Regions from separate parts of the Homo sapiens genome. Here region 1 is linked to region 2. Evidence: chromatin loops called from intact Hi-C (ENCODE). Cell type or tissue: GM12878. All regions are shown on one strand. Each heading gives the region's core, and the rest is flanking DNA. Links, peaks and the distances in the headings are about the cores only. Region 1 has its middle 43 kb from the start of RASSF10. Region 2 holds the start of LOC124902635 (a long non-coding RNA gene).

Evidence for each region. Hi-C counts contacts between places; a loop is a spot of excess contacts. Peaks named below come from ENCODE experiments on the same cell type or tissue, not always from the same donor. Only the 100,000 strongest peaks of a DNase experiment are listed, where the experiment ranks them.
Region 1: a loop joins it to region 2, with 1.9 times the contacts of the local background. A loop is called at or near these places in 2 of 110 quality-filtered maps.

The regions. Positions count from the first base shown.
Region 1 is chr11:13,050,843-13,053,751 of GRCh38, forward strand. No RefSeq gene overlaps it. Among named protein-coding and RNA genes, the nearest start is that of RASSF10, 43 kb to the left of the region's middle. In GM12878, for the core only: no CTCF peak of the experiment used is centred there; no DNase peak of the experiment used is centred there.
Region 2 is chr11:13,113,657-13,116,565 of GRCh38, forward strand. LOC124902635 (a long non-coding RNA gene) reads left to right here and starts at 1,419. Exons shown (of 2, transcript XR_007062599.1): 1 at 1,419-1,864; 2 at 2,183-2,443. In GM12878, for the core only: a CTCF peak has its summit at 1,432; no DNase peak of the experiment used is centred there.

The DNA of each region.
Region 1 (2,909 bases), core at 245-2,744, 63 kb before region 2:
CTCAGGCGAGACTGAACTCTGCTTACCTTCCTCTCTCTTCAAAAAATGCAATAGAAGTATCAAAAACTGTCTTAAACTGGGCCCAGACCAATCTGGTTATAAGCTTAATACTCCCTCACCCAAATTATTTCGTGATTCCTAGTTCACATTTTTTGATTCACCTTGTGTACTGCAAATCCCCCTATGTTTGTTGACTTCTAGTCTTGATGCCAGAAATGCTTAGCAATGAAGAAAGGACTTTGAGCTGTGAAACTGAAGAGGAGAATCTCCCAATCTGGATAAGAGATTGTTAATGAGATTGAATGTTCAGGAACATGATAAATTCCTTTCATGGGGCCTGATAAATTTCTCTCTTCTTTTCCCACTCATGTTAATGTATCAGTTGAGGGCTAGGCACAGAAGTCAAGCAGATGGGGCTCAACATATCTTTAGAGGGAGTACAGGGTACATGTTATGTTGCACTACCCAAGTCCCCTTTAGGAAATGAGGGAATCATTCTCCCAGCCGCAGGGAGTACTCCCAGAAGATCACCCTCAGCTGACAGCCGTCTCTGGGCTGGGGATTGTTTTGGCTGAAGAAAACTGTCTCATCCAGGGTCACACCTTCCAGAGGCAGCCTACATCCAGTGAGTCATTCAACTTGGAGGTATAAAGGTCCAGCCCACTCTCTCCAATTTGGGACATGTCTGTGGAGTTTCTGAGGCCTTTGCTGGGACTGCATTGCTTTGTTGGACTCTCCCTCTGACCAGTCTGCTTTCTTCTTCTCTCTTCCACAGGTATTAATCCCTAGAGAACTCTCTTACAAATTTCCTAAACGCTAATGTCAGAATTTGCCTTCCAAAGGATCCAGCCTAAGATGTGTCCAGTTCAGGAAAGTGTCCTGAAACATTACATTCAGCTGAGTTGTGGGCACTGAGAGAGAGAAACGCAAACAGAGAGTACTTATGATTCCAGGGATCAACTTAAGTGAAGACCCAGACGACTTAAAGACTCAACACCAAAACTTTGAAAACCTTGCCTGTCTCATCTGGGGCCTGACACAGTCTTTGTTGAATGAATTAATAATGATAGGTGAGCTTTTTCTATTTATTTCAGATTGCAGGTTGCATTTGTTTATTTGTTTACAACAAAAGTGCATGAACAAATCATACCAAGCAGGAATAATAATAGCTATCATTTATTGAGCTCTTACTTTGTGCCAAGCACTTTGTGTATACTGTCTTATTTATTTCTCATAATGATCCTGTGAGGCAGATACTATTGTTATTCTAATTTTATAGATAAGAAAACTGAGGTTTAACTAAGTTAAGATGCTTGCTACAGTCAAAGAGCCAGTGAAACTCTTGGCCACACATACTAGACTCCCTGGGGACAAAGAACCTCAAAGGAGCACCGCTGAGAGCTGCTGGAGCCCAGAGGGGGTTGCGCCCTCTCTGCCAGATGTCCATGGATGCCTGGCCCTTTGGATGGTTCTGCCTCATGCAGCTTGAGGCTAGGAGAGCTGAGACCAGGCTACGGTTTGGCTTCTGCCTCTTTATTTCGGGGAATGGCATGAAGATCAAAGTGCTCAGCTGCTGGTGAGAGAGCCATAGTTCCAAAGCTGTAGATAGTTGCCTCTGCTCAAATGAAGGGAAACTTGATAGACGAGTTTTTCCTGCCTTTGGCAAAGAAGGTGCCAGCACAAGGGTAATATTTAAAGATCACACAGGGATTTTTTTTTTTCCAGGAGATTGTGTATTGAAAAAGGGTGTGGGGTTGGCGAGGTGTAAGGGGAGGCCTTTAACAAAAAAAGAAGCTTGTACATAGGTTCCTTTGCTGGTGGGATTTTGTGCACAGAAGATGCAACATGCCTCTTGTTTTTTTCTGCTCATCAACTCAATCATCTGTTCCACCCATGTCTATTGGGTGCCTACTACATGTCAGGCACAGTTCAAGACACTGGGATGTAGCATTCTAGATTGTAGCTTTCATGGAGCTCATATGCTACTGCGGGGAGGATAGGCCTGCCTGTGCAGAGAGCTGGGTTGCAATCTTGTAGTATTTTCTCATGACAATATCGAGTGCTCAGAATTGCTAGCACTAAGCACATGGGTAAGCGCACAAGTGTAACAATGGGTTTCATCTACGTAAGCAGAGGGAATTACAGAACTAAGCAGGAAAGTCCATGGAGTGCACAAATGGGTGATTGTAAATCCCCTTGATGCATCTGGCAGGACACTTAACAGTGGGGTGCAGGAACGATTTAGAGTAAAACCTTATGAATAACGGGGATGGGGGAGCCAAGGCAGCCAGCCTAGAAGTTGTCCTATTCCCATCAGCAGTTAAAGAGGGCTATAAAGGCCATCTCTTTCAGCATGATGAAGAGCAGAGGTTTTCTAACCTTACTAGCTAGGTTTACTAGCAGCAGGCACTGGACCAAGTGGATTTTCACTGGAGGAGAAATACAGCCTACACATTACATTTGTTGTGCAATTAGAAACAAGAACAGTAAAGGTCAGAGTTAGGAAGATGAAGACTTTGCAGGAGGAAGGACCGAGAGAGCTCACTGACTATTACTGCTTCAGACCTGATACAATGACAGGATGTGCCCTGTGAAGGATCCTGGTGGCACGTGACCCAGCACAGCATGCAGGAGATCCATGGATGAATCACAAGGATAACTGAAGAAGAGATTGCAGAACAGATTCAGGGAAGAGAATGTCAAAGGCCTTTTGTCTTGTCCTAGTGGAAAGGGGCAGGTAGTGAACCCCAGGCCCATGTGGTTGTTTTCATTGTGTACTATTTTTTCCCTACAATAAGTATATTTATGCTTCACAGTTTGAAACATGTGTATGGGTCATCATATATTGTGGACTCTTTATTTTTAAACAAGTCTTTTTGCTGACATGCCTATAAGTATTGACCAGGAGG
Region 2 (2,909 bases), core at 114-2,613:
CCTCATCCCTTGCTTGGTCTTTGCAAGAGCCTCTGCCTTCCCTGCCTAAAAGTGGTTTTGTTCTAGGTGGGAGGAGAGAGAGGGTACGAGGTGTGGAGTATAGGCAGGGCAGTTTGCCGGGAGTCTGGGCCTGTATATTCCTACAAGCAGTACCAGGTTTAAAAGATCTGAGTGGGGTCCGGGCGCGGTGGCTCACGCCTGTAATCCCAGCACTTTGGGAGGCCGAGGCGGGCGGATCACGAGGTCAGGAGATCGAGACCATCCCGGCTAAAACGGTGAAACCCCATCTCTACTAAAAATACAAAAAATTAGCCGGGCGTAGTGGCGGGCGCCTGTAGTCCCAGCTACTTGGGAGGCTGAGGCAGGAGAATGGCGTGAACCCGGGAGGCGGAGCTTGCAGTGAGCCGAGATCCCGCCACTGCACTCCAGCCTGGGCGACAGAGCGAGACTCCGTCTCAAAAAAAAAAAAAAAAAAAAAAAGATCTGAGTGGGTTCTTCGAGGAACCAGCCAGAATTGGGCAGCTTCTGGTCCACACTGCAGCTGCCTCGACCCAACTTATCCATACTCTAACCCTCAGCTGACGCATTCTCTAAAGGGTACCCAGAAGGTAGGGAGGAAGAAGCAGATGGGGAGTGTCTGGGGAGCTGCCTGAGGATCCCAGATGCCAGGCACTCACCAAGTGGGGGACTGAGCTCCTTAAATGATGCCACCCCTTTGGGCCATAAATCCACTCACTGATCAAACAGGGCCCACCTTGGGGACATTCAGAAGCCCTTCTCTGTTTTCTTTCCCACCCTCATCACCTCCCCCAGAGTCACCTCAGTCTTCTGCTCCCCCTCTATTGTGCCTGGCCCCAGCTCTGTTTCAGGAAGGCATAGATTGTATCTACAGTTCCTGGGACCTCTAAGAAGAGGCTCTGGTCTTTCATAGTCTTCAGAATATGACATCCTAAAAACAAACCTTTCTCTTGCTAATATCAACTACTTCCTAGCTCAACTTGGATGACTTGTCTTGCCGACAAAGCCTGTTTGTTTAAGCAGCCACAAAAAAACCCAGGAAGAGGTGAGAAGAAAACTGTCCTGCCACAGCAGCATAGCAGAGAAGAAACCATCTGAGTCCAGCTGCACTCTAGGGTGAAGGGGAGAACCTTGCCAGAGGGTCAGGGTGCACACTCTCGCTGAACTTTCCTGGAAGGGGACACAAAGAGTTAAAGAAATGCATTTAAATGAGCACTGTAGCTTGAAACCAAAGCTCCCAGGCCTCTTTCAGAACCTGGAGCCAGGGAAGTGTCTATTGTCAACAAATGCCACCACCGGACCAATAGCAAGCCAGAGTGTGGCTCTGAGAGAGGGGCCTCTGGGTGTCACCAGGCAACAGGCACAAAGGAACCTGGATCAACTGCCCAGCAGATGATGACACTGCTCCACAGCTCCACCCACTGTCCCCCAGCAGCTTCTGCTCCAGCACAGCCAGGTGGGAGAACAACACGCTCCAGATACTCCCAAGATCAAATGACCATCAGTCTTGGGCTGTGGGGGGAAAGCAGGTGGTACAGAAAAGGCTTTATTTGGAAACTTTATTACAGTTTTTTGAAAAGGCTGGGCAGACGGCAAAGGTGAAGATTTGTAAGTAAAAAAGGAAGTGTTGCTGCAAACTAAAGCAAGACGCATATGTCTTTCTTCTGTTCATGTTCTTATAAGTCAAGAGATGGGCACAACCTGGTGGCTTTCCCTAGATGCTGAGTGAGAAGCTCTGGGCAAATTTTCTAAATTACACTGAAGGAGACTGTAAAGTGAAACCTAAGGATGCTTGTTTCTCATTGCCACAAAGTACACTCCCTTCAGGTCACAGAGCCAGAGGAGGGTAAGCAATCACCCATGCAAAGCCTTCTTATCTCAAACTAATGAAAAGTTGAAGAAATCCTTTCATTCCATCAGGCAGTTTTTCACTGAACCTTTACAGCAACGGCAGGGCCTGGGCTAGGTTCTGGGGCTGCAGAGATGAATTGCTCCCTTTCCCCTCAGGAGGTCTGGCCATTCCCAAATGTTCACTGTCTTATCCACCCTATAAGCCAAAGACTCTCAAGTTTATATTCCCAGCCCATTCCATACCCTCCTTTTCCAAAACACCAACCCAATGTATCAAATACTTTTCTATATATCTTCTCATGGGTTTCCACAGGCTCGCCAAGCTCAACATGCCCCAAGCTCAAGGATTCATCTCTCTATCGGCAAACCTGTTCTACTGCATGAGCTTTCCTCTGTGGGGGTCTTAGGGAATAACAGTACCTTTCCCCATTTTGTGGGTTGAATTGAAAGCTAAGAGAGAGGCCTGAAACAGATCCTTCCTTAGTGCCTTCAGAAGGTGCATGACTCTGCTGACACCTTGATTTTAAACTTCTGGCCTCCAGAACTGTGAAACAATAAATGACTGTTGTTCTAAGCCACGAGTGTGGTGTACTTTGTTATGACAGCCCTTGGAAACTAACACACTCCCATTAAACATTGTTCAAGAAAGGAGCCTGAGAGCTTCCACCCAGTCTTCCCCTCCATTGCCACCTCTATCCTTCACCTGCAGCCATAACCAATAAGCCACCAAACCCATCCATTTTACCTGCAGGATACCACTGCCAGTACCCATTTATCTTCATTCCCGCTGTACCCCTATGGAGCAGACCACCATCCCTTCTCATCAGTCTTTCCTAACTGCTGTCCCTGCCTCCAGTAATATCTCCTGCTTGTCTGTTCTTTGAGTTGCAGCCAGAATTATCTTTCAATGTGCGAATCTGAGATGCCATTTCCCTGCTTAAAACTTTTCAGAGGCTCCTCATTGCTCCTAGGAGGAAGTTTAGACTTCTCAAAGGGCTCAAAAGATGCAGAATAATGCAGTCCTTGGTCTCCTCTCTGCC